Regions from separate parts of the Homo sapiens genome. Here region 2 is linked to region 1. A link is an interaction called in ENCODE POLR2A ChIA-PET data of the cell type or tissue named here. Cell type or tissue: PC-9. All regions are shown on one strand. Each heading gives the region's core, and the rest is flanking DNA. Links, peaks and the distances in the headings are about the cores only.

What was found. ChIA-PET counts read pairs that join two places held together with the same protein. Peaks named below come from ENCODE experiments on the same cell type or tissue, not always from the same donor. Only the 100,000 strongest peaks of a DNase experiment are listed, where the experiment ranks them.
Region 2: POLR2A ChIA-PET joins it to region 1 with 15 read pairs; 3 of 35 experiments call an interaction of 5 or more read pairs at or near these places.

Annotation. Positions count from the first base shown.
Region 1 is chr11:64,994,588-65,010,931 of GRCh38, reverse strand. BATF2 (basic leucine zipper ATF-like transcription factor 2) reads left to right here and starts at 13,961. Exons shown (of 3, transcript NM_138456.4): 1 at 13,961-14,056. The coding sequence starts at 14,018. RefSeq lists enhancers at 3,293-4,492, 14,062-14,562 and a cis regulatory region at 11,679-12,817. In PC-9, for the core only: a CTCF peak has its summit at 14,015; DNase peaks (open chromatin) are centred at 12,681 and 13,921.
Region 2 is chr11:65,160,521-65,172,180 of GRCh38, reverse strand. It overlaps SPDYC (speedy/RINGO cell cycle regulator family member C), which reads right to left and starts at 1,948. Exons shown (of 7, transcript NM_001008778.3): 1 at 1,920-1,948; 2 at 682-854; 3 at 180-238. The coding sequence starts at 823. In PC-9, for the core only: no CTCF peak of the experiment used is centred there; no DNase peak of the experiment used is centred there.

The DNA of each region.
Region 1 (16,344 bases), core at 11,585-15,584:
TCTCAGCTCACTGCAAGCTCCGCCTCCCGGGTTCACACCATTCTCCTGCCTCAGCCTCCCGAGTAGCTGGGACTAAAGATGCCCGCCACTATGCCTGGCTAAGTTTTTGTATTTTTAGTAGAGACGGGGTTTCACCGCGTTAGCCAGGATGGTCTCGATCTCCTGACCTCGTGATCCGCCAGCCTTGGACTCCCAAAGTGCTGGGATTACAGGCGTGAGCCACCGCGCCCGGCCAACTATGTTTAACTTTTTAAACATATTTTAGAGACAGGGTCTCACTCTGTCACCCAGGCTGGAGTGCAGTGGCACAATCATGGCTCACTGCAGCCTCAAGCAGTCCTCCCACGTCAGTCTCCTGAGTAGCTGGGACTACAGGTGCATGCCATCAAGCCCGGCTAATTTTTTAAATTTTTTGTAGAGACGAGGGTCTCGCTGTGTTACCCGGGCTGGTCTTGAACTCCTGTGCTTAGGTGATCCTCTCACCTCAGACTTCCAAAGTGCTGGGATTACAGGCATGAGCCACCCCACTTGGCCTGTGTTTAACTTTTGAAGAACTGACTGTAGCTAGAAATTGGGTGGAGAGGCATTTAAAGACAAGTAAGGGGCCTCATTACGAGCTGTGTTTTCATTTGCCTCATGGAAAGGAGGAGAGCTCTTTTTTTTTCTTTTTTTTTTTTTTGAGACGAAGTTTTGCTCTTGTTGCCCAGGTTGGAGTGCAATGGCAAAATCTCGGCTCACTGCAACCTCCATCTCCCAGGTTCAAGCGATTCTCCTGCCTCAGCCTCCCAAGTAACTGGGATTACAGGTGTGCACCACCACACCTGGCTAATTGTGTATTTTTAGTAGAGACGGGGTTTCACCATGTTTGTCAGGCTGGTCTCAAACTCCTGACCTCAAGTCATCCACCTCGGCCTCCCAAAGTGCTGAGATTACAGGCAAGAGCCAATGCACCTGGCTTTTTTTCTTTCTTTTTTTTTTACTTTCAAGCAGAGGAGCAGAAGAGCACTCTTAAATAAAATCTTTGGGAAATACCTTTGGAAGAAAACTAGGAAAGAAGATGTATAGAGCTGTAGTTATATATAATTGTGAATATGAATATATATATATATTTTTTTTTCACAAGAAAGAATCGTGAAATTAAAATACCCAAATCGTGACATCTGTGAAACCTGCTTTTGAAGGGGAAACTTCTTAGGGCCGAGTAAGTGGCTTGTAACTTGAGGATAGAGATCTACAGCCTTTTAACAAGGCATGTTTACCCAACGTCTAGAAAGAAAAATTTGGCATTATTATTATTTTTAAGACAGGGTCTCACATTATTATTATTATTATTATTATTATTATTATTATTTTTGAGACAGGTTCTCACTCTATCACCCAGGCTGAAGTGAAGTGGCACAATCACGGCTCACTGCAGCCTTGATTTCCCTGGGCTCAGGTGATCCTCCCATCTCAGCCATCTGAGTAGCTGGGACTAAAGTTCTGTGCCACCACACGCAGCTAATTTTTGTATTTTTTGTAGAGACTGGGTTTTGCCGTGTTGCCCAGACTGATCTCAAACTCTGGGCCCCAAGCAATCCTCCCATCTTGACCTCCCAAAGTACTGGGATTACAGGCATGACCCACTGTGCCGGGCCTGAAAATTTGGCATTATAGTTTTAATTTTAAAAAGTAAATCATTTTAATCAGCCATTATATTTCATGGATTACCTTTATAATAATAAGAAAAGTAACAGAATTCTATATTCTGGAACCAGAAGGAAAAAAGGCCAGGGGAGAAGACTCTGCTTAAATTAGAACTGCTGGCCATTAAGCATTAGCAAGGAGTATACCCAAGTATTTTATTTATTTATTTATTTATTTATTTATTTATTTATCTAAATATTTATTTTTAAGTTTGCTCTAGACACACAGTTTCTGTGTGTGTGTGTGTGTGTGTGTTTTTTTTTTTTTTTTTGAGACAGGGTCTCGTTCTGTCATCTAGGCTGAAGTGCAGTGGCATGATCACAGCTCACTGCAGCCTCGTCCTCCCAGGCTCACATGATCCTCCCACCTCACCATCCCAAGTAGCTGGGACCACAGGCACATGCCACCATGCCCAGCTATTTTTTTTTATTTTTAATTTTTTTTTTCTTAAATAATGATGAGGCTGGGCACGGTGGCTCACGCCTGTAATCCCAGTGCTTTGGGAGGCCGAGCTGGGTGGATCACTTGAGGCCAAGAGTTTGAGACCAGCCTGGCCAACATGGCAAAACCTCATCTCTACTAAAAATACAAAAAATTGGCCGGGTGTGGTCACGCACACCTGTAGTCCCAGCTACTTGGGAGGCTGAGGCACGAGAATCACTTGAACCCTGGGGGTGGTGGGCGGCAGCGGAGGTTGCAGTGAGCCGAGATTGCGCCACTGCACTCCAGCCTGTATGAGACAGAATGAGACTGTCTCAAAAGAAAATTAAGAAAAAGAAGGAGCAAGTTATGATTGTGTTCATGTGTGAGAAGCAGCACTTATATCTGGTGTAAATTGCTCCAGATTTCTTACACTTATAAAGGAGTCTCACGAAGAGATGGGAAATTGGGTTCTCTGGATTCTTAGTTTTCCTGTTTAACCCTTCACTGTCATTTGTTGCCCTCTGTGGACTTGCCTTATTTTTCTGCAGTGTTGCAGCAAGTGAAGTATTCTTCATGCAGCTGCTCATGAAACCTTCACCGGGAGGCGGCAGATATCTGTGTTAGAGGAGTCTCTTTCCCTTATAGATGATCTAAGTTAAATTACTACCAAGTCTAGAGTGCACCAGCTTCAGACATGAGGCCCAAACGATGTCATTGGGAGTCAGACTCTTCCTCTATCTGCTGTCCTCCGGGCTGGCTACATTCTCAGGCAGAACCCGCTCATGGGAGTAGGACGGCCACCAGAAACACCAGCTTAGTATCACCCCAGGGGGGCACATCCCCAGACCCTGTCACTTTCCCAGTAACTCCAACAAAACTCCCAGGCCTGTCCTTCCTTGGTCTGGCTTGGGTCATGTGCCTATTCCTGACATCAATCACTGTGACCAGGTGAGATTGGCAAGGCCAGGACCCCAGGCCCATGCTGGAGTGCAGGGTTTGGGTCACCTTGTTGCCCAGGCTAACCTCAAAATCCTAGGTTTAAGTGATCTCCCCACCTTGGCCTCCCAAAGCATTGGGATTACAGGCGTGAGCCACCATGTCTGGCCTATTTAATTCTTTTAACCTACATTGTTTATATTAGATTGTTTATAATAAAGTTACAGTTTTAATGAGAAGACAGAAAACCTGTTTTCCCTCTCTGATAAGACAATCTAGGATGCCAGTCTTATTTTTTGGACCACATGCCTGTGACAGAGGCACCAGCAAGCACGTGCTGGCAGCTTACCCAAGTGTAGGTTTTGTCCTACTAATTAATAAGCAAAGAACTGGAAGCACAGAGATGGCAACTGCATACAGACCATAGTTCTGCCCTCCCACTGCTAATCTTCCGGCAGGTTTTTTTTTTTTTTCTAGACAGTCTCACTCTGTCACCCAGGCTGGAGTGCAGTGGCGCAATCTTGGCTCACCGCAACCTCCACCTACCGGGTTCAAGCGATTCTCCTGCCTCAGCCTCCCGAGTAGCTGGGATTACAGGCATGCACCACCATGCCTGGCTAATTTTTGTATTTTTAGAAGAGATAGGGTTTCACCATGTTGGCCAGGCTGGTCTTGAACTCCTGGGTTCAAGTGATCCACCCAGCTCGGCCTCCCAAAGTGCTGGGATTACAGGCGTGAGCTGCTGTGCTCAGCCTATGTAGGTTTTACATATCCAAAGGCAGCCAGGTCCTCAGTGCTGGTCAGTGATGATTCAGTGGGTGTGTACATCCTGCATGCCACTGCTGCATGCCTCATAAGACAAGTCAGAGTGTTCAAGCATCTGCATTACAGGTCTTAGCCCAGCTGCCTGTGTGGGAGGCAGCAGAGGCATCCTCTCCAACTCCAGATGACAAAAGGAGGTGTTATTCACCACGCAAAGGCACATGACATCTGCAAGCTTTTCCAGAACCTTAGGAGGTAGAAAGGACTTGAAAATCTGAGATCTTCCAACAGCCATGTGCTCGTACACCTCACCTGTTGCCTGTGGCCCCTCAGGAGCAAAGCTGTGCTAGATGCTTCTTGCCTCCATGGGGCCAGGCCTGGTGAATGAACGCAGGAGCGCAGCTGCTGCCCCTGGTTGCCCGTGTCCTGCTGTGCCCTCACTCCGGAACCTAAGAGGCAGGTACCACTCTTCTCTCCGCATGACAGACCCCCCCACCCACTCACCTGGATCGCTGCAGCAGCCTCCTGACCGGCTTCCCTGCTCCCCTGCTCCAAGGCACAGGGACCCTTTTTTATTTAATTAATTAATTATTTATTTATTGAGACAGAGTCTTACTCTGTCACCCAGGCTGGAGTGCAGTGACGTGATCTTGGCTCACTGCAACCTCCGCCTCTTGGGTTCAAATGATTCTTGTGCCGCAGCTTCCAGAGTAGCTGGGACTACAGGCATGAGCCACCATGTCTGGCTAATTTTTGTATTTTTAGTAGAGATGGGGTTTCATCATGTTGGCCAGGCTGGTCTCGAATTCCTGACCTCAGGTGATCCACCTACCTCGGCCTCCCAAAGTGCTGGGATTACAGGCATGAGCCACTGCGCCTGGCCAACCTTTTTATTTTTTATTTTTATTTGTTATCATTATTATTATTATTTTGAGATGGAATCTCACTCTGTCACCTAGGCTGGAGTGCAGTGGCGTGATCTCGACTCACTGCAACCTCTGCCTTCTGGGTTCAAGCGATTCTTCTGCCTCAGCCTCCCGAGTAGCTGGGATTACAGGCATCCACCACCATACCCAGCTAATTTTTGTGTTTTTAGTAGAGACAGGGTTTCGCCATGTTGGCCAGGCTGGTCTCGAACTCCTGACCTCTGGTGATCTGCTCACATCTGCCTCCCAAAGTGCTGGGATTACAGGTGTGAGCTACCATGCCCAGCCTATTTATTTATTTTGAGACAGAGTCTTGCTCAGTGGTGCAATCTCGGCTCACTGCAGCCACTACCTCCTGGGTTCAAGTGATCCTCCCACCTCAGCCTTCCAAGCATGCACCACTACGTCCGGCTAATTTTTGTATTTTTTACAGAGGTGGGTTTTCATCATGTTGGCCAGGCTGGTCTCGAACTCCTGACCTCAAGTGATCCTTCTGCCTCGGCCTCCCAAAGTGCTGGGATTACAGGTGTGAGCCACCAAGCCCGACCAGGGACCCTTTTAACCTATGCATCAGATCATGTTCTCCTCTGCTCAGAGCTCTCTGGTGCTCTCTGTATCTTTCAGAGTAAAAGCCCAAGGTTCTCACTGGCCTATGAGCCCCTGCATGAATGGCCCGTGGCCTCCACCCCAATCTCTTGCTCCCTGGACCCTGCCAGTCCCAGGAGTCCACTACACCACTCTGCCCCCCGACCCCAGCCGGTACCTCACTGTCACGGCTCTCTCGTCTTTAATTCTTTGCTCAAAAGTCCAATGTCAGAAACAATTTTTTTTTGTTCAAATATCTCAACGAGGCTCAGTCTGACCCCGCTATTTACATGTGAAATCCCCTACCCCACACTCCCCATGGCCCTTACCTAGCTCTCTTTTCCCCTTGGTACCTGTGGACTCCCACCAGACTAGATAATTCACTTAATGTAATTATCGTCTCCCTGCTCCTCCCTAGGATGGAAATTTCACAAGGGCAGGATTTGGATCTTTTTTTAAAAAACAGATGTCTCCCAGCACCTAGAGCAGGGCCTGCCACATAAGAGATGCTCAGGAAATAGTTGCTGCGTGATAGAAATAAGGATAGAGGTTTGTGAATTGCTTTCTAGCTGCTCACACGGACAGGAAGCAGCAGGGCTTCACCAGCCTTGTTCTTACCATCAGGTTTCTCAGCCCCCCAAACTGAGGCAGACCCGGCTCCCGCTCTCTGAGATCCCCACAGATTCCAACTCCCACACCAGGCCCAAATCAAAAAAGGCATCTTGGCTGGGCACGGTGGCTCATGCCTGTAATCCCAGCACTTTGGGAAGCTGAGGCAGGTGGATTACCTGAGGTCAGGAGTTTGAGACCACCCTGACCAACATGGCGAAACCCCATCTCTACTAAAAATACAAAAACTAGCTGGGTGTGGTGCAGGGCATGGTGCTGGGCACCTGTAATCCTAGCTACTCGGGAGGCTGAGGCAGAAGAATTGCTTGAACTCGGGAGACAGGGGTTACAGTGAGCTGAGATTGCGCCACTGCACTCCAGCCAGGGCAACAGAGCGAGACTCTGTCTCAAAAAAAAAAGGGCATCTCATAGGTACTGCTTCCTGACGGGTGGTGGGAAGGGAAGACTGAGCCCTGTAGTGGAAGGCAGATGGCAGTGCTGGGGGAGGCACCCAGGTCTCTGTCTGCAGCACCAGCCTCGGTTCATTGCTAGTCCCTTGTTTAGAAAAAGGCCTCCCAAGAGGCACAGGCAGGCCCCGGCCTCCAGCACAGCAAGAAGGACCCTGAGAAGTCATTGTCAAGTTCCTTCATTTTATTTTATTTATTTTGAGACAGGGTCTCACTCTGTTGCCCAGGCTGGAGTGCAGTGATGTGATCTCAGTTCACTGCAACCTCTGCCTCCCAGGCTCAAGTGATCCTCCCACCTCAGCCTCCTGAGTAGCTGGTACTACAGGCTCATGCCACCATGCCCAGCTAATTTTTGTTTTCGTTTTTGGGTTTGTTTGTTTGTTTGTTTGTTTGGTAGAGATGGGGTCTTGCTGTGTTGCCCAGGTTGGTCTCGAACTCCTGGGCTCAAGTAATCCTCCTGCCTTGGCTTCCCAAAATGCTGGGATTATAGGTGTGAGCCACGGGGCACCTGCTTAAGTTCCTTCATTTTACACATGAGGAAACAGGTCCAGAGAGGGCACAAGGCTGTCTGAGACCTCGAAGCTTGGTGAACGTGAGCTGCAGGTGAACTCAGTTCTCCAGAGGACCCCATCCCCAGACTTTCTTCTAGATGGGGCCCCCTTTCCAGCTCCTGGGACCCTGGTCTGGGGCCTCTGGGAATCAGTCCTGCTCCTGCAGACCAGCAACAGGTACAAATGCTCCCTGCCGTCTAAGGGTGTCCTGTGCCCCTGTTATTTCCACTCCAGGCCCCGAGATGTTTTCTGGATCAGCGAGGAATAAGATGAGAAAAGAACATGGAGGCTGCAGCAGAACCTGGGTCTGCCTGTTTCTGCCGCCTCCTTGTACTTGGCCAGTTCCCCTCTTCTTGCCAGGCCTCAGTTTCCCCAGTTGCAAAACAAACTGGAGAATCTCTGGAGTCCTCTGGCTGTGACTGACTGCTGACTTGCATGGCAAAAGCTCTCCTGCACCCTTGGTGCTATCCTTGGTGCTATCCTTGGTGCTGGTTCTGCCAAGGGCAGCACTGCCTTGTCTGTTGCATTTTGAGTCGCTAGCTAGTCTGGGTTGGGCTTCATTTCCCACCCCACTGCACACCAGCCAGCCCTCCAGTCCCTTGCTCCGTGAGCTCGGCTGGCCAGTTCCCGGCACCAGCCTCCACATGAGGCCCTCCCGTCTTTAGGGGTAACTAGGACAAGAGCGAGGGACTTATCCTTTCTGAGGTCACTGGTGACCACTTTCCATACTTTGTTTCAGTCATCATGGCAGCCCTGGCAAAGTGAGGGAATTATCACCATTTTACAGACAAGGACAATGAGAACCCAGAGAAACCAAGGGCCTTGTCCAAGCTCACACAGTAGCAGGACAGAGCGAGGATTTGAACCCTGGTCTTTCCGGGGCTTGAACCGCCTGGGAAAATCTAGGAGCTATGGTTGCAACTGCCATTTGCAAACAAACAAAGCCCTGGGATGCTCTCAGACTCTTCAGAGCTCAGCTGTTTATAATTTATACTGCCTTCCCATTTCCAGAAGTTCCAGACCGCTTCCCAGAAAGATGTGTAAGTACATTAAAGGAATGGCAGAGACTCAGAAGCTCAAGGCATTGGAGGTGGCAAAGGGCCAGCAGGACTGGGGGTTGGGGAGGGGAGTGAGCGTGGGAAGGTGCACCGAGGACCGGGCAGTGAAGAGCCCCATAGAGCCCAGGGGAAGTCACTTAGTTCCTGGGAGGCCCAGCTAGTTGCAGACTCCAACTTTTTTCATTTTTATTTTTTGACACAGAGTATCTCTCTGTTGTCCAGGCTGGAGTGCAATGGCGCAATCTCGGCTCACTGCAACTTCCGCCTCCCAGGTTCAGCGAATCTCCTGCCTCAACCTCCTGAGTAGCTGGGAATACAGGTGTGTGCCACCATGCCTGGCTAATTTTTGTATTTTTAGTAGAGACAGGGTTTCACCAGGTAGGCCAGGCTGGTCTCGAACTCTTAATTTGCCAACCTCAGCCTCCCGAAGTCCTGGGATTACAGGTGTGAGCCACCGTGCCCTGCCCAGACTCCATCTTTAATGAGCGCTGAAATGTGGTATGCACAATGTGCTGAAAGCAAAAGTCTGTTCTTCTCTCCCCACGCCCTGGGGAGTCTCCATGATGTGGCTTCCCCTGTCCCTGCCCAGCATTCAGTACATCTGGAATCATCCTTTGGCAAGCCCTTGCTTTCCTGTCCACGGGTCCTTGACTGCTGGGACCTTCCTCCGCATCTTGAGCAGTGTGAAATAATGGACAGGAAGAGTGCCGGGCTTAGTATCAGAGATACGGGGGAATTGGAGTCCATCTACCTGGGGAGGTGACCAGAGCCCGGGACGTGCTGCTGAGTGGCAGCTTCCTCATGTCGGAAGCTGAGCTGAGGTTGTGGGATCAGCTGGCATCTACTCACCCTTCTTTTGCCAACAGTACCCCGATGCCCTGGGGAACTGCCCCTTCTTCACCCCTAGTCCTTATGGTTTAGATGGGGCTCACCCCAACCCTGGGCTCCAGGATGGGCTTGAGGCCCTGCCCTTGCCAATCTCACCTGGTCACAGTGATTGATGTCAGGAATAGGCACATGACCCAAGCCAGACCAAGGAAGGCCAGGCCTGGGACTTTTGTTGGAGCTACTGGGAAAGTGGGAGGGGCTGGGGATGTGCCTGCCCTGGGTTGCTGTGAAGCTGGTGTTTCTGGTGGCCATCCTACTCCCATGACCGGGCTCTGCCTGAGAATGTAGCCAGCCTGGAGGACAGCAAATAGAGTAAGAGTTTGACTCCTGATGACATCGTTTGGGCCTCGTGTCTGAAGCTGGTGCACTCTAGACTTGGTAGTAACTTAACTTAGATCATCTAATAAGGGAGAGAGACTCCTCTAACACAGATATCTGCTGCCTCCTGGTGAAGGTTTCATGAGCAGCTGCATGGAGAATACTTCACTTACGGCCGGGTGCAGTGGCTGATGCATGTAATCCCAGCATTTTGGGAGGCTGAGGCGGGAGGATCATGAGGTCAGGAGTTCAAGAACAGCCTGGCCAACATGGTGAAACCCTGTCTCTACTAAAAATACAAAAATTAGCTGGGCGTGGTGTTGCATATCTGTAATCCCAGCTACTCAGGAGGCTGAGGCAGGATAATTGCTTGAACCCAGGAGGCGGAGTTTGCAGTGAGGCAAGATCGCGCCACTGTACTCCAGCCTGGGTGACAAGAGCAAAATCCTGTCTCAAAAAAAAAAAAAAAAGGCTGGGTGCGGTGGCTTACGCCTGTAATCCCAGCACTTTGGGAGGCCGAGGCAGGTGGATCACTTGAGGCCAGGAGTTGGAGACTAGCCTGGCCAATGTGGAGAAACCCCGTCTCTGCTAAAAATACAAAAATTTTGCTGGGTGTGGTGGTGCCTGCCTATAGTCCCAGCTACTTAGGAGGCTGAGCCAGGAGAATCGCTTGAACCCAGGAGGCAGAGATTGCAGTGAGCTGAGATCCCACCACTGCACTTTAGCCTGGGTACAGAGCAAGACTCCATCGAAAGAAAGAAAGAAAGAAAGAAAGAAAGAAAGAAAGAGAGAGAGAGAGAGAAAGGAGGGAGGGAGGGAGGGAAACACAAGCCTGTTGTTACGTGAATAAAAATTAATCAGATATGTATTGAGTGCCTTTGTTAAGTTTAACAGATGTTTATGTGACTTAACTGTGGGCTGTGCACTGTTCTAAGCCCTTTACATAAATTACTTAAATCCTTCTATTATTATCCCCATTGGCCAGGCACGGTGGCTCACGCCTATAATCCCAGCACTTTGGGAGGCCAAGGCTGGCGGATCACCTAAGGTTGAGACCAGCCAGGCCAACATGGTGAAACCCCGTCTCTACTAAAAATGCAAAAATTAGCTGGGCATGGTGGCACACACCTGTAATCCCAGCTACTTGGGAGGCTGAGGCAGGAGAATCACTTGAACCTGGGAGGCGGAGGTTGCAGTGAGCCGAGATCGCACCACCGCACTCCAGCCTGGGAGACAGAGCAAGACTCTGTCTCAAAACAAAAAACAAAAAACAGGCCGCGTGCAATGGCTCACGCCTGTAATCCCAGCACTTTGGGAGGCTGAGGCTGGCAGATCACTTGAGGTCAGGAGTTCGAGATCAGCCTGGCCAACATGGTGAAACCCCATCTCTACTAAAAATACAAAAAATTAGGTGGGTGTGGTGGCGTACACCTGTAATTCCAGCTACTTGGGAGGCTGAGGCAGGTGAATCACTGGAACCCTGGAGACAGAGGTTGCAGTGAGCCAAGATTGTGCCACTGTACTCTAGCCTGGGTGACAGAGTGGGACTCCGTCTCAAAAAAAAAAAAAAAAAGGGACAGGGCTTCAGGGCATTCTGGCTTCTCCCAAAACAGTGGTGTGACTTTCTCTTCCCTATAATTCAGTTTATTCATTGGTGAAATGATGAAGTTGGTTGGGGGGAGCCCACCAGGAACCCAGGGCAGGTCCTATGGGAATGAGTGAAAAGTTTCTTTCCTCAGGAAAGTTTTGGGGTTCCTGGGTGGCAAGCTGCCTGCTGGACTTTAATTAATTAATTCATTAATTGAGCATCTATTACGTGAAGGCAGTGTTTGAAGCACTGGGGATCCTTCAAAGAACCAGTCCTGCCATGTAGGAGCTCATTGGTAGCTGTGGTATTTGGGAGGCCTCCAACCCTCCACCCACTGGGGCTGCTGGCTCTGGACTAATGGACCAGGCCTTTCCAAGCAGAGTGTGGAGCAGGACTGAGGCCTAGAAGAGAGAGGTTGTGTTCTCCCTGCAGCTCTGCCCCTCCCGTGGAGTGACCTTGCCCCTCTGGGCATTAGTTTCCTCACCCTCTTTTATGAACTGAAAGTTTGTGTTCCCCCCCCAAACTCACACACTGAAGTGCCAACCCTTGGTAAGATGGTATTTGGAGGTGGGGCCTTCAGGAGGTAATTAGGCTTAGATAAGGTTGTGAGGGTGGGACCCTACAATGGGATGAGTGTCTTTATAAGAAGGCAGAGAGACCGTGTGAGAATACGGCAAGAGTGCCACCATCTTCCAGCCAGGAAGAGGCCTTGCCAGGAGCCAAACCTACCAGCACCTTGCTCTTGGATTTCTCAGCCCTCAGAACTGCGAGAAATAAAAGGCTGTCATTAAGCCACTCAGTTTCTGGTATTGCATTATAGCAGCCTGAGCTGACTGAGACACCGTCTAAGGCGAGGTCAGATTGGATGGTCCCACCAGCCTGGGAGAAGTCTCCCACAGCCATTCCTAGTTAAACATTACCCACCCTACCTCCCTCCCTCCCTGCCACTCCCTCTCCCAGCTGCCTCCTCAGGGAGCCATAAACGCTGCCTTCTTTGGTCTTCTCCCAGGGCTGTGGTGTTCTGGGAAGAGCTACACCTGCTGTCTCACCTCTGCCAGAAGCCAGGGTCTGGAGAAGAAAGACTGGGGGTCTGGGGCAGGGGCTGGGATCTGGAGTGGGACACTCAGGCCTAGCCCCTCCACACACACACACACACACACAAGCACACACGGGTGTTTCTTCGTAGTCACATCATGCACAAGGTGCCTGCAGATCCTCCCAGGGGAGCTCATGGGCTGGCTTAATGAGCCCTTCAGGTGCCTGCCTCAGGCAAGACGCCCCAGCCTTCCTGGTTTCCAGGAAACAATAATTCAGAGAAACAGGGATGGCCTCACTGCGTGGGGCATCCCACTTCCGCCTCTGCTCCCAGGCCCCTCAGAAGCTAGGAGGGCAAGGCCCAGCTCTTATGCCCAATCTCACCCACCCAGGCATTTTAAATTAGGAGCCTGCATTAATAATCTTAGAATCCAGAATATGACACCACAAATTTCAGGAGGGGGAATCCTTGCCACATAGTACTTTACAATATCCCAAGAGCTTTCTTCTCATCTCATTCTTTCCCATCTTCAAAACAACTGTCAAATAGGTATCATTTCTTTGTGATCACCAGCATATCTTTGAAGACACTGAGGCTCCAGGTGATAAACTGGGTGAGTGGAGTGCCAGGATGGAGAGTCAAGTCTTTTGTCTCTGAAACCCAGACTTGTTTTATGCCTGGTTCTAGGGATAGCAGGGGACTGCACTCTCCACACCTCTGCCCATAACAGGCATCACTAATCGATCATGGTGTGGCAGACATTGCTAATCAACTGCAGTACTCTTTTTTACTAAGCTCAGAGGTGTCCATGAACTCTTTAAAACAACATTCCAGCCACCATCACCTATCAGAAGATCATATCTGTATTTGCCATTCTTGTGATACCACATCATCAGCCATGAGCCCTCAGGTCTCAGGTACAACTCCAAGATGCTCTAGTCACCAGACCATAGGACTCTACATACTGCATGCATGCTGTTCTTGGACAGGAATTACTGGCCCCTCTGGCCCCCAAACAGATGCCCCATCCAAGTGTCCCTCTTAGAGATACAACAAGCATGCAGGTATGCCCGGGGCTTCAGGGTTTGCTAGGTCTTTATTTTTTAATTTTTAATTAATTAATTTTTTTGAAACAAGGTCTTGCTCTATTGCCCAGGCTGGAGTGCAGTGGCAAGATTATAGCTCACTGCAGCCTTGAACTCCTGGGCTCAAGTGATCCTCTCATCTCAGCCTCCTGAGTAACTGGGAATACAGGTGTGTGCCACCATGCCCAGTTATTTTTTTTATTTTTAATATAGATAAGGTCTTGCTATGTTGCCCAGGCTGGTCTCAAACTCCTGAGCTCAAGTAATCCTCCTGCCTTGGCCTCCCAGAGTACTTGGATTACAGGCATGAACCACTGCATCTGGCCTAACAAAATTGTTTTTATCCCCACTTTACAGATTTGGAAACAGAAACACAGATGAAATTACGAACCCAAGTCACATAGCTTGGAAGCTGGGCTCCTAACCACTGGACATCAATCTTTCCACTGCTTCATGGTCTGTTGTATGAAAACAGTAATGTATCCATCTGTTCTATCCAACAGCCATTGCTTAATTTTGCAGACATGCTTCCATAGTGGTCTCAGAAGGTTTGGGGGTGGTTGTATTATCTGGCTTAGTTCCTGCAATGAGCCTGGGAGTGGGTAGTTGTACCATCCTCCAGATGAGAAAACTAGGGCTCAGAGAAGGAGAGTCACTTTCTGAAAGTTGGACAGCTCCAATGTGTGCTGTGATCCAGAGTTCCCCCAATTCCAGAGCTCAAGGGCTCTCTCTACCCCACATGAGCATCGGTCCCCACTGGCTTCTTCTCTCATCTCAGTCCCTGGCCGCCTGTCCTCCCTCCCCTAGAACACCCTCCTCATACCTGGCCTTTGGTCTTCCCTCCTCTCCACCCTCCACCATCCTCTTTCCAGAGAAGGGGCCCAACCGGAAGGCCAGTTCATGTTAGGAAATTCTAGCCACGTGAGCAAGCCTGAGCCAGGGATTCTGAGCAGCTGGTGGCTTTAGGAGAAACTGAAACTTGGCCCTCTGGGGGCGGAGTGGCCACTGGGGATTTAAAGAGCTGCCACTTCCTTAGGCCTCCAGAGGGCACTGGGAAGTCACAGCTGCTGAGGGACCACTCTGCTCCCCCGCCTAAGCCATGCACCTCTGTGGGGGCAATGGGCTGCTGACCCAGACAGTGAGTACAGGGGATTGGGGATCGGGGATGAGAAGGGGAGCTGGGATCCCGTCCTCAGTGCCCAGGCAGTGAGGGCTGCAGTCGGGAGCTCCTAGTCCCAGCTCTATACTCTGAGCAGTGTGACAGAGGGCTCTGCATGCCCCTCTCTGGGTCTCACTTTCCTCCCCCGAAGTCGGGATTGGATTGGAATGAGTTGTTTCCAGCTCTCACATTGCAGATCCAGCCTTCGGTTTAGAACTTGGCCTCTGTGTACTTGCTCTCTCCTAACGTACCTGGTCCCCCCTCACTACACTCACAGCAGCCTTTCCTTCCTTCTCCAAATAACCCAGGCCGGCTCATGCCTGTAATCCCAGCCCCTTGGGAGTCTGAGGCCGGCAGATAACATGAGGTTAGGAGTTCAAGATCAGCCTGGCCAACATGGCGAAACCCCGTCTCTACTAGAAATACAAAAATTAGCCAGGTGTGGCAGGGCACGTCTGTAGTCTCAGCTACTCGAGAGGCTGAGGCAGGAAAGTTGCTTGAACCCGGGAGATGGAGGTTGCAGTAAGCTGAGCTCATGTCACTGCACTCCAGCCTGGGTGACAGAGAGAGACTCTGTCTCAATAAAATAAAATAGGCCGGGCTCAGTGGCTCACACCTGTAATCCCAGCACTTTGGGAGGCTGAGGCGGGCAGATCACCTGAGGTCAGGAGATCGAGACCATCCTGGCCAACATGGTGAAACCCCGTCTCTATTAAAAATAGAAAAATTAGCTGGGCGTGGTGGAGGCACATGCCTGTAATCCCAGCTTCTCAGGAGGCTGAGGCAGGAGAATCACTTGAACCTGGGAGGCGGAGGTCGCAGTGAGCCAAGATCACGCCACTGCACTCCAGCCTGGGCGACAGAGACTCTGTCTCAATAAAATAAAATAAAATAAAATAAAGTAAAATAATAAATAAATTCCCTGGGCCATGGTTTCCCTTGGAGGCTCTGCTTATCTCACAGGAGCCCCCTTCACTCACCGTGGGTCCTGTCTCAGCCTTTAGTTTCTTGGTGCCCCAGTGTCTACAGTGAGCCCGCTGTGGACATGGCCCAAGGGAGCATATGGAGCAGGAGCCTAGGAGCATTCAGAATCTGCAGCCAGGGCGGCCAGGGCCTTGCCTGAGGTCCTTACCCTCAAAACACATACCCCAGAGAGACTTGGGGGCGGGGGCTGGGCTGTGAGCTCTCCAACAGTCCCTCTTGCTCTGACTTTGCAGAGCTCTGGACATTTGGGTAAAATATTTTATCTAAGTTTCATTGATCCCAGGGTACAAGGTGGTCACAACCTTTGAGTCCACTCTTCCACCGGAATAAACCCTTCATTCATTCATCCTTCGCTACCACCCCACTACAATGTGAGCAATTTCAGGGCAGGGATTTGTGTGTATTTTGTTTGCTATCATGTCCCTCTAGCTTACTGCCTGGAACATAGTAGGTGCTTATACATGTTTGTTGAGTAAGTGAATATCTGCTTTGGGCTTGAGCTGGGCATGAGCACAGAGAACCACATCTGCCCTCATGGAGCTCACAGTTAGGAAAGTTCACACCTTGGTGTGGAAATCATGGCAATGAGAAGAATGGAAGCTGAGCTTTATGGCACGCCGGCTCTGGGCTGCCTGCCGCATGGGCTTTAACCCTCTGCTGTGGTGCTTCCATTGCAGGGATGGGGCGATTGGGTTCAAGAATATGGGGCTCGGCTGGGCACGGTGGCTCACACCTGTAATCCCAGCACTTTGGGAGGCCGAGGCTGGTGAATCACCTGAGGTCAGGAGTTCAAGACCAGTTTGAGATGAGCCTGGCCAACATGAGGAAACCCCATCTCTACTAAAAATACAAAAATTGGCCAGGAATGGTGGCAGGTGCCTGTAGTCCCAGCTACTTGGGAGGCCGAGGCAGGAGAATTGCTTGAACCCGGGAGTCAGAGTTTGCAGTGAGCCAAGATAGAGCCGCTGCACTACTCCAGCCTGGGCAACAGAGTGAGACTCTGTCTCAAAAAAAAAGGAAAAAAGAATGTGGGGTTTGAAGTTGGCTCTGTCTGAGTTTGAATCTCAGGCTTCCCATCTTCCCTGCTTGCCCTCCCACCCTCCACATGAGCGGTGAGCAGGACACAGGGGTGAGGCTGGCGTTCCAACAAGGTGTGCAGTGCCTGCTATAGGGGGTGTGGGTGCCAAGGGAGCTTCTGGGAGATAAAAGACCCTTGGGAACTTGACTCAAGGGGAAAGACTTGGCTTTACAAATGGCGGGCCAGGACGGAGGGCACAAGGCCT
Region 2 (11,660 bases), core at 1,674-5,673, 170 kb before region 1:
CATTTGCACCCAGGGAGGTTTTGCTGCAGGGAAAGAAAGTCAGTAAAATGGTGGGAAGTGGTGTGCAAAGATGAGGGGGTAAGGATGGAAGGTGAGTGGCTCTCCCTACCAGACCAGGGCACTCAATTCCCACCAACTCAACCTGACCCTCAAGAGACCCCCAGCCTGTACTCCCTCACCTTATCTGAAATCTGGAAGCAGGGGTCTTTGGAGAGGAATTCCTGGACAAAACTGTCCTCTGAGGGTAGAGAAGACATGACAGGACGCAGGTTACCACCACCTCCATGGAGAAGAGTGGCATCAGAAGCTCCAAAGCCCAAGCCACCACTGAACCCTCTCTCTCTTTCTCTTTTTCTCCCTTTTTCTCTTTCTCTCTCTCTTTCTTAATATAAATAGAAATGGAGTCTCACTATGTTGACCAGGCTGGTCTTGAACTCCTGGCCTGAAGTGATACTCCCATTTCAGCCTCCCAAAATGTTGGGATTATAGGTATGACTCACGGTGCCTGGCCCTGAATCCAGTTTCTGAGAGGACACCCCTCCCACCTGCCTAAGCTGGGATACCTGAGAGGGAGAGGGTCAGAGGTCTCAGATGTCTGTACAGGCAGGTGAGACCCCACACTTCACATCTGCTTTCACACTTGACCTCACGGCCCCTCCCGTGCCAGCCCTCCAAACTCACCCAGAAGGCTGAGGAAGGCCTGGACCTCCTGGTGCTGGCGAAAACGGAGGAACCCATTGCCCCCACCTTGCCGGCTGCAGCCCCCCAGCTCTACCTGGGTGGTAACTACAGGGGAAGTGGTGGGGTCTTGGGAGTCACTCATCTCATAGGAGATGGAGATGGGGCAGGGTGACCTGTAGAGAAAGGAGGCTCAGGACTTAGCATGTACCCCCGTGATGCTCACAAATCAAGAGGGTGGTGACAGGGGCCAGGACGGTGGAGGGGTGGGTGCAGAGACTTGGGGGCTCAGAACAGAAGGCAGCCGGGATGCAACAAGAGTGGGGAGGCCAGAAAAGAAGCAAAGAGTTGCTATAGGTGAGGGTGTGGCACCCTCACCCTCCTCCTGGCACCCCAGGACAGGCCAGAGTAACAGCAGCAACAAGCACCGCTGAGGGCTTCCTAAGTGCCTGGGGCTGTGCTTAAGGGCCTTATCTTATTCCATCCTGGTAAGGAGGTAAGTTTAACTCAGACCGGTCGTCAAACGAGGAAACTGAAGCTGAGGCCTAACAGCCGGTTAAAAGTGAAGCCCTTGGTCTCCAAAACCCCAAGAGGTTTTTTGGTTTTTGTTTGTTTGTTTTGAGACACAGTCTCTCTCTGTCGCCCAGACTGGAGTGCAGTGGCGCGATCTCGGCTCACTGCAACCTCCGCCTCCCGGGTTCAACTGATTCTCCAGCCTGAGCCTCCCGAGTAGCTGGGATTACAGGCATGCGCCATGCCACCACGCCCGGCTAATTTTTTTTGTATTTTTTTGGTAGAGACAGGGTTTCACCGTGTTGGCCAGGCTGGTCTCACACTCCTGACCTCCCAAAGTGCTGGGATTGCAGGCGTGAGCCACTGCGCCTGGCCAAAAAAAAAGAAAAAAAAAACCCAAGAGTTTAACTGCTCCTCTAGGCCCCAACTCACAACCACCCCCGACCCCTCACCAAAGCAGAGTTGAAAGGGCCACTGATCCCTTACACCGAGGGGAAACTGAGGCCCTCAGGGAGGAATGAAATTAGAAAAATACCTGGATTTAGAGCAAGTTGATGGGGCCACTTCAAACATTTCAAGCTCCCGTCCTAAACCCACCCTCATCCCTGAGAGAGAGAAGCCAACCACGGGGCCGAGGAGAACGTGCGGTCGACCACCCCAGGGCCAATCTGGGCCCCTCCATCTAGGCGCCCGCAAGCAACCCAGCCTCCTCCTGCAGCGAGCCTTACCCGAGCTCAGGAATGGCCCAGAGCATAACACCAACGCCGCCGCGAGTGCGCTTATATAGCCTGAGGGCGGCCCTGCCCAAAGCAGCCCGTCCACCAATCAGGGCCTTCCTGGGGGGCGAGGCTTGGCCTTCACCGCCTGCCTCTCTGCCAGTGAGTCCAGTCGGCACCCAGCTGTGGCTCCCCAGGGTTTGAAAGCCTCTCCAAAGCTTCATCAACTACAAGAGGGGTGAAGGCAGGCCAGCTGGACCCCAGGGCCTAAGGCCCCATAGGACAGGCAGGGAGCTAGGATCCCTGTTCCCCTCTTGACAAATGCAGCGCCAAGGTGCTGAGCCGGGATATGAGACCCGGACTGCGAGGGCCTGGTGGGCGAGTTTTTTTTCATTGATTGTGCCTTGCTAGGGCAGGGTCTCTGGCTCTCTATGGGTGTCTCTGAATCTCCTGGCCTCCTTGAGTCTCTAGGTTTCACTGAGGCCCCCCGAGTCTCTCTTTTGTTTCTTATTTTATTTTTCCCCTCGTAACACAGAACAAGCTGCCTGGGTCTCAGTGGGCCTCTGAGTCTCTCAGTTTCTTGTTGCCTCTGGTGTCTGGATGTCTGTGGATCTCTGGGTCCTTTGTTTTCTCTCTGATCTCTGGTCTCTGGTGTATCTGCTGTTTCATGGTCTCCCCCAGGCCGCCTCCCAGGCTCCCTGAGGCCGTGAAGGCCTTTCTAGACCAGCTGGTCTGCATCAGGCCATCCTGTTTGTGTGTGTGCACGCATTTGAAGTCGGCCTCCCCTAGAAAGGAAGTAGTGAGTGGGGCAGCATCCATAGCCCGTTCACTAAACACCTACTGCTGCCTACTGAGGAGTCTGTGATGGAATCAGCTCACGTGTTCCTCACAGCAAGCCCGTGAAGTTGATGAGAATGATGAGAAGCCTCATTTTGTCAGCGAACAAACAACTAACACACAGAGTTTGGGTTGCTGACCGACAGGCTGAGTAACTTCCTGCCAGCCACTCAGCTGGTAAGTAGAGATAGAGTTCCAGCCTGGCTGCTGGGCCCACACGCTGGGTAGCCTGGCTGTGTGGTCTACAGCTGTTCCTGGACGCTGCCTGCACAGAGAAGGTGTTCCATGAAACCGAATGAATCTCCTAGACCAGCTGTGTTTTCAACTGTTCTCCTCCTCCCCCAGTAATTAAGGTTAGAGATCAGGAAGGTGTACCAAAAAGAAGCCTGGGAGTGGGCTAGTCACTTTAACTTTGGGAGGGCCTTCAGGCTGATTTCCTTCAGTGCCACCCCTGGAGATCTGACACCGATCTCCCACACTGGGGAGAATATTTGTTTTTACTTTTTTTTTTTTTTTTTTTGAGACGGAGTCTCGCTGTGTTGCCCAGGCCGGAGTGCAGTGGCCCAATCCCGGCTCCCTGCAACTTCCACCTCCAGGGCTCAAGCAATTCTCCTGCCTCAGCCTCCCGAGTAGCTGGGACTACAGGCATGTGCCGCCATGCCTGGCAATTTTTTTGTTTTGTTTTGTTCTCCTGACCTCATGATCCACCCGCCTTGGCCTCCCAGAATGCTGGGATTACAGGCATGAGCCACCATGCCCAGCCTTTCTCTTTCACTTTTCAGAATCCCATGATTCACTGGGCTCTTCAATCTGCCCAGATAATCTCCCCATCTCAAGATCCTTAACTTGGCTGGGAGAGGTGGCTTACCCCTGTAATCCCAGCATTGTGGGAGGCAGAGGAGAGCAGATCACCTGAGGTCAGGAGTTCAAGACCAGCCTGGTAAACATGGCAAAACCCCTCCTCTACTAAAAATACAAAAATTAGCGGGGCATGGTGGTGCATGCCTGTAATCCTAACTACTCGGGAGGCTGAGGCAGGAGAATTGCTTGAGCCCTGGGGGTGGAGGTTGCAGTGAGCTGAGATCATGCCATTGCACTCCAGTCTGGGCAACAGAGCAAGACTTGGTCTCAAAAAAAGATCCTTAACCATCTGCAAAGTCTTTTTTGCCATGTGAGATAACATATTCTCAGGTCTGGGAAGTGAAATGTAGCCATCTTTGGGAGTCCATTATTCTGCCTGCTACAATTATCACAGCAAAATTTATTCTATGCTAACTAATATACTATTTATAAAATTTATATTCATGTAAATGTATATATAATTTGTAAAATCATATATTAATATTGCATGCTATAAAGGATACACGTAAAAGGATATAAAAGAATACACATAAAACATAATAACATACTACCAGCTCAAAAAATATATATATGGCCAGGTCCATTGGCTCACGCCTATAATCTCAGCACTTTTTGGAGGCCGAGACAGGAGGATCATTTGAGTTCAGGAGTTAGAGACTAACCTGGGCAATACATCAAGGCCCCATCTCTACCAAAAATAAACTAGCCTGGCATGGTGGCACGTGACTGCAGTCCTATCTACTCAAGAGGCTGAGGTGGGAGGATCACTTGAGCCCAGGAGTTCAAGGCTGCAGTGAGCTATTATCATGCCATTCTACCCAGCCTGGGTGACACAGCAAGACCCTGTCTCTAAAACATGAATAAATAAATAAATAAGAATATTAAAAATTTCAAAATATAAAGATAGAAAAAATAATATGCAATTACTAAAAGAAAGCTGGGATAACTACACTAATATATTAAAACAACTTTAGGCCGGGCGCGGTGGCTTATGCCTGTAATCCCAGCACGTTGGGAGGCCGAGGCAGGTAGATCATTTGAGGTCAGGAGTTCAAGACCAGCCTGGCCAACATGGTGAAATTCCATTTCTACTAAAAATACAAAAATTAGGTGGGTGGTAGTGGCGAATGCCTGTAATCCCAGCTACTTGGGAGGCTGTGGCAGGAGAATCGCTTGAGCCTAGAAGGCAGAGGTTTTGGTGAGCCAAGATTGTACCACTGCACTCCAGCCTGGGTGACAGAGTGAGAACTTGTCTCAAAAAAAAAAAAAAACAAAAAACAAACAAAAAAACACAACTTTGGACAAAAAGCATAACTAGGGAGAAAGAGAATTTATGTAGTGATTTTAAAAATATACAGCCGGATGTGGTGGTGTGCACCTGTAGTGCTGGTCTGGGCAACATAGGGAGATCCTGTCGGTAAGAAGAGGAGGGGAAGGAGGGGAGGGAAAATAAAGGAAAGGAAAGAGGCAGGAAGAGAAAAATAAAAGGAAAAAGGAAGGAGAAGAAAGAAAGAAGGGAGGGAGGGAAGGAAGGAAGAAAAAAAAGTGTATAATTACCTAACCAGAATCCAGGTAAAGAAAAAAATATATAGTAATTTGTTTACTCCTAAAAATAAAGTCAATAAGCAAGAAACCGCATGTGTGTGTGTCTGTGTGTGTGTGTGTGTAAAATCAACAGAACCACACGGAAAAACAAATCACAATCATAATTGTAGATATGATGGCACATGCAAGGCAAAAAAGTTAGCAAAGCAGTAAAAGATATGAAGAATATGATGAAGAAATTTGACCTAGTGGACGAATAAGCTGGCACTGCACCCAACAAAGGCAGGAAAGCACGCACAGAACATCTTCCTAAAAATTAATCAAATGTACCCGGGCGAGGTGGCTCACGCCGATAATCCCAGCACTTTGGGAGGCCGAAGCAGGCGGATCACAAGGTCAGGAGTTAGCGACCAGTCTGGCCAACATAGTGAAACCCCGTTTCTACTGAAAATACAAAAAGCCGGGCGTGGTGGCGGGCGCCTGTAGTCCCAACTACTCAGGTGGGTGAGGCAAGAGAATGGCGTGAACCCGGGAGGCGGAGGTTGCAGTGAGCGGAGGTCGCGCCACTGCTCCAGCCTGGGTAACAGAGCAAGACTCCGTCTCAAAAAAAAAAAAAAAAAAAAAAAAAAAAAAAAAAAAGAAAAAGAAAAAGAAAAAGAAAGAAAGAAAATATTGTCTGTCAAAGTTGGAGGACACAACTAGTAATTCTTAGAGAGGAATTTATGACCTCAAACGCGCGTGTTAGAAAATAAGAAAAGCTGTCACGCTGATGAACTGAACTCCATCTTAAAAAGTCACAAGCCAGCCAGGGGGACTTCCGGGTCCTGAGGCCCAAGGGGCTGCCTGGGTCCCCATCCGCCAACTTTTGCTGTCCACACAGCCCCAGACAACAAGAAAGGAAAAATAAAACGCTGCCAAAACCACAGCGTCGGCATAACTTGAAAGCAGAGAAGGTCCAAACTTCAAGATAAATGTAAATAAAAAGAAAGCGACCATATCCCCGCACGCCGTCGTGCGCTGCGGCCTCTCCCAGGCACGAGGCTTTGTGCCAAGAAAAGCTGGGGAAGGAGGGGAGAAAGGAGTATCGATCCGGGCTGGGGTTGGTCGAGAGCAACTATCAGAAAGACTGCGACATTCTAAAATCTGAAAATACCAAGAAGACGTCCTGGGAAGTCAGAGCTCAGACCTCAGGGAAGGGGCTTACAAGTATGTGCGATAGGAAGGGGAGGTCGTTAAAGTCCACTGATTCCGCGGGAGGGGTAAAAAAAAAAAAAAAAGGGCTAAAATGGGCCAGAAGCATCCGTGGGCAATTGAGTAAGTGAAGTGGGAAAATGCAGAAGGGAGAAATTGAGGGTCCGAAGAGAACCAAGCAATGGGAGAACACAAAACCCTACCCACCCCCACACCGAAACAAACAAATAAAAAGCTTCTAAACCATCTGAACTTTGCTATATTGACCTAACAGTGTGCTATTGAGCTAGGAATCTTGTAAACCATCCAATACCACAAAAACGAATAGAAAGAAGATGAATAGATCCGTATGGAGCTGATATTTTAAAAAATCTGAAAACAAAATAACACACACCAACCAAGAAAAATTCCCCTGGAAAAAAAAAAAACCACGTTTCCAAAGAAACAAAATATTTACAAAAAATGATCATATCTTAGGTCACAAAGAAATCATCAGTACCTTAAAAAAAGTAGAAATATACAAACAATATTCTCTGAGCACAGTGTAATAAAATGAGACATCATTATTATTATTATTTTTGAGACGGAGTCTCTCTCTGTCGCCAGGCTGGAGTGCAGTGGTGCAATCTCGGCTCACTGCAACATCAGCCTCCGGGATTCAAGTGATCCTCCTGCCTCAGCCTCCCGAGTAGCTGGGACTACAGGTGGGCCCCACCACACCCAGCTAATATTTTATATTTTTAGTAGAGATGGGGTTTCACCATGTTGGCCAGGATGGTCTCGATCTGTTGACCTTGTGATCCACCTGCCTCAGCCTCCCAAAGTGCTGGCTTACAGGTGTGAGCCACCATGCCCGGTGAAAATTATTATTATTAACAAAGACAAACACAGCCTGGCACAGTGGCTCACACCTGCAATCCCAGCACTTTGAGATGCCAAGATGGGAGAATTGCTTGAGCCCAGAAGTTCAAGACCAGCCTAGGCAACATAGAGAGATCCTGTCTCTATAAAACAAAACAAAACACACACACACACACACACACACACACACACACACACACACACACACACCAAAAAACCTAGCTGGGCATGGTGGATCACTTGAGCCTGAGAGGCAGAGGTTGCAGTGAGCCATGTTCGGGACACTGCACTCCAGCCTGGACAACAGAGCAAGAATCTGTCTTGGAAAAAAAAAAAAGACAAACCACTAGTTACCTTGTTTCAGGGGGAAAAAAGGGAGAAAGACAAATATAACAAATATATGACAAAGGGGAGGGAACCATAGGAATAAGATATTTTAAAAAATTTAAATACACCACCAATTTCCAAAATGGTGGTGTAAGGAGCTCAGCAGACCCATTCCCCAACAAAACAACCATTTAACTAGAAAAATTTATTTATTTATTTACTTTTGAGACGCAGTCTCACTCTGTCTCCAGGCTGGAGTGCAGTGGCGTGATCTCGGCTCACTGCAACATCCGACTCGTGGGTTCAAGTGATTCTCCTGCCTCAGCCTCCCGAGTGGCTGGGATTACAGGCACGCGCCACCACATCCAGCTAATTTTTCTATTTTTTTAGTAGAGACAGGGTTTCACCATACTGGCCAGGCTAGTCTCGAACTCCCGACCTCGTGATCCGCCTGCCTCGGCCTTCCAAAGTGCTGGGATTACAGATGTGAGCCACCCCGCACCCGGCCAGAAAAATTTATTTTAAGAACCCAATCATTTCAAATCTGTAAATTATCCTAAAGGCACATACAGCAAATGGGGAAGCATATTCTCTGACTGAACATGAGCAAAAACATAAACTCACTGAAGTGCAGTAGCCAGTCTGCAGGCCACACACGTATCTACTAGTAAAGATAAAAATCTGGAACTTAAGCACAAACTTTGACCAATAAGTGGTTTATGGTCATTTTGACCATAAGTGAGTTGTGCTGACCGGGGGTGACCCCTAGAGAGCCAAGCTAAAAGATTTTTTTTTTTTTTTGAGACAAGGTATTGCTATATCACCCAGGCTGGAGTGCAATGGCATGATTATAGCTCTCTGCTACCTTGAACTCTTAGGCTCAAGCTATCCTCCTGCTTCAACCCCAGAAATGCTGGGATTACAAGCATGAGCCACCAGGCCCAGTTGTTAGATTTTTTTAAAAGAAAAAAAATCAGAAAACAGACATTCCAGGCTACACACTGCAAGGAAAATACACTTCACAAAGTTAATTCAGTCAAGTCACTAAACCAAAAAAGAAATGGCCAACCAAACAGTAACAACATTGACTCCTAAGAGAGGGCTGGCATCCAGAGTTTCTACAGTGTATTATCTAAAATGTACATTTTGGCCCAGAGTGGTGGCTCTCGCCTGTAATCCCAGCACTTTGAGAGGCCAAGGCGGGGGCAGATCACCTAAGGTCAGGAGTTTGAGACCAGCCTGGCCAATATAGTGAAACCCTGTCTCTACTAAAAATACAACAATTAGCTGGGCGTGGTGGTGCACGCCTGTAATCCCAGCTACTTGGGAGGCTGAGGCAGGAGAATCCCTTGACCCCGGGAGGCAGAGGTTGCAGTGAGCCAAGATCATGCCACAGCACTGTAGCCTGGCGACAGAGAGACTCGCTGTCTCAAAAAACAAACAAACAAAAAAAGTACATTGTAATAAAAACATTAGATTCATTTAAGTATATTTCTAAATGCACTCCCATATTTATTGCAGTACTATTCACAATAGCCAAAATATGAGATCAACCTAAGTGTCCATCAGTGGATAAATAGGTAAAGAAAATGTGGTATATATACACAATGGAATATTGTTCACCCATAAAAGGAACAAAATTCTGTCATTCTCAACAACATGGATGAAACTGGATAAAAGTACATATTATTTGTTTATTTATTTATTTATTTATTTATTTTTGAGAGGGGTGTCTCATTCTGTTGCCCAGGCTAGAGTGCGGTGGCACGATCTCAGCTCACTGCAACCTCCGCCTCCCAGGTTCAAGCGATTCTCCTGCCTCAGCCTCCTGAGTAGCTTGGATTATGGGCATGTGCCACCACACCTGGCTAATTTTTTTGTATTTTTACTAGAAATGGGGTTTCACCATGTTGACCAGGCTGGTCTCGAACTCCTGACCTCAGGTGATCTGCCTGCCTTGGCCTCCCAAAGTGCTGGGATTACAGGCGTGTGCCACCGCGCTCGGCCTAAAAGTACATTTTTTCAACAAAAATTATGACATGCAAACAAAAAGGAAAGTCTGGTCCATCCACAGGAAAAGAGAATGCAGCCATAGACATCGCTTTTGAACGGGCCCAGATATTGGACTTAGCACATAGTGCCTTCACAGCAGCCATTACAAATATGTTCACAGAAAAGTGACAAGAGGAAATAAGTAAACAAATAAATACATTATTCTAAGAGTTTTATAGTTTTAGTTCTTACATTTTAGGTCTATGATCTATTGTGAGATTGGTTTGGTTGTGTTTTTTGCATAGCGTGAGCTAGGTGGCTAACTTCATTCTTTTGCCTGTGGATATCCAGTTGTCCTACTATTCTTTCCCCATTAAAAGGTCTTGGCACCCTTATAGAAAATCAGTTAACCAGAAATGTATAGGTTTATTTCTGGACTCTCAATTCTATTCTATTCATCTATTTGTCTATCATGCCAGTAGCACATAGTCTTAATTATTGTAGCTTTGTAGTAAGTTTAAAATTGGAGGCCAGGCGTGGTGGCTCACGCCTGTAATTCCAGCACTTTAGGAGGCTGAGGCAGGCACTTGAGGTCAGGCATTTGAGCCTGGACAACACGGTGAAACCCCATCTCTACAAAAAATACAAAAATCAGCTGGGTGTGTTGGCACACGCCTGTAATCCCTGCTTCTTGGGAGGCTGAGGCAGGAGAATCTCTTGAACCCAGGAGGCAGAGGCTGCAGTGAATGGAGATCATGCCACTGCACTCCAGCCTGGGTGACAGAGTGAGGCTCCATCTCAAATAAAGAATAAATAAATAAATAAAATAGGGACACGTGAAGGCTGTCAGACTGAAGACCCTGCTGATGTTACAGTTCAAGTTCAAAGGCCTCTGCTGGCAGAATTCTCTCTTGCTTGGAGGAGGTCTTTTTTTCTTTTCTTTTCTTTTCTTTTTTTTTTTTGAGACGGAGTCTCGCTCTCTCGCCAGGCTGGAGTGCAGTGGCGCAATCTCAGCTCACTGCAAGCTCCGACTCCCAGGTTCAAGCCGTTCTCCTGCCTCAGCCTCCGGAGTAGCTGGGATTACAGGTATGCGCCACCATGCCCCGCTAATTTTTGTATTTTTTTTTTAGTAGAGACGGGGTTTCACTATGTTGGCCAGGATGGTCTCAATCTCTTGATCGCATGATCTGCCCGCCTTGGCCTCCCAAAGTGCTGGGATTACAGGCGTGAGCCACCGCGCCCGGCTGAGGTCAGTCTTTTCTTCTATTCAGAACCTCAACTGATTGAACAGAGTCCTCCAACATTATGGAAGGCAATCTGCTTTACTCCAAGTTGACCAATTTAAATGTCACTCTTATCCAAAACCGCCATCACCACAGCATCCAGAATAATGTTTGACCACAAATGTGGGCACTGTGGCCCAGCCAAATAAACACATAAAATTAATCATCAAAATAACTTATGATTTTCACCACTGAATAATATCCTATTGTATGGATATACCACAGTTTTATTATCCACTCTTCTATTGAAGGACATTTTGGTTGCTTCCTGTTTGGGGAGAGTATGAAAAAGCTATTATACATATTTGTGCAGGGGTTTGGAGGTAGACATAAGTTTTCAACTCAATTAGATAAATATCTATGAATTTTCAACTCAATTGGGTAAATATCTACGATCTAGCAATTGCTGGATCATATGGTGATAATCTATTTCATGTCATATGAAGCTGCCAAATCGTCTTGCAAAGTGAGTGTACAATTTTGCATTTTCACCAGCAATGAATGAAGGTTGCTGTTGCTCCACATCCTCATCAGCACTTGGTGTTGCCAGTATTTTGCATTTTAACTGTTTTGATAGATGTGCAGTGGCACCTCACTGTTGCTTTGATTTGCAATTCCCTAATGTCATATGACATTGAGCATCTTTTCGTATGCTTTCTCATTTTTATTTCATATTTCTCCAAATACTTCTCTGCCTTCCTCTCTCTCTTCATACCTTCTGTTACTCCAACAGCCAACAGCCATGTAAATGAGCCGCCTGGGAAGGGGATCCTCCAGCCCCACACAAGCCATCAGAAGACAGTAGCCCTGGCCAGAGACAAAAAGCAAACACCCTGGAAGATTGATCCTGTGTCTC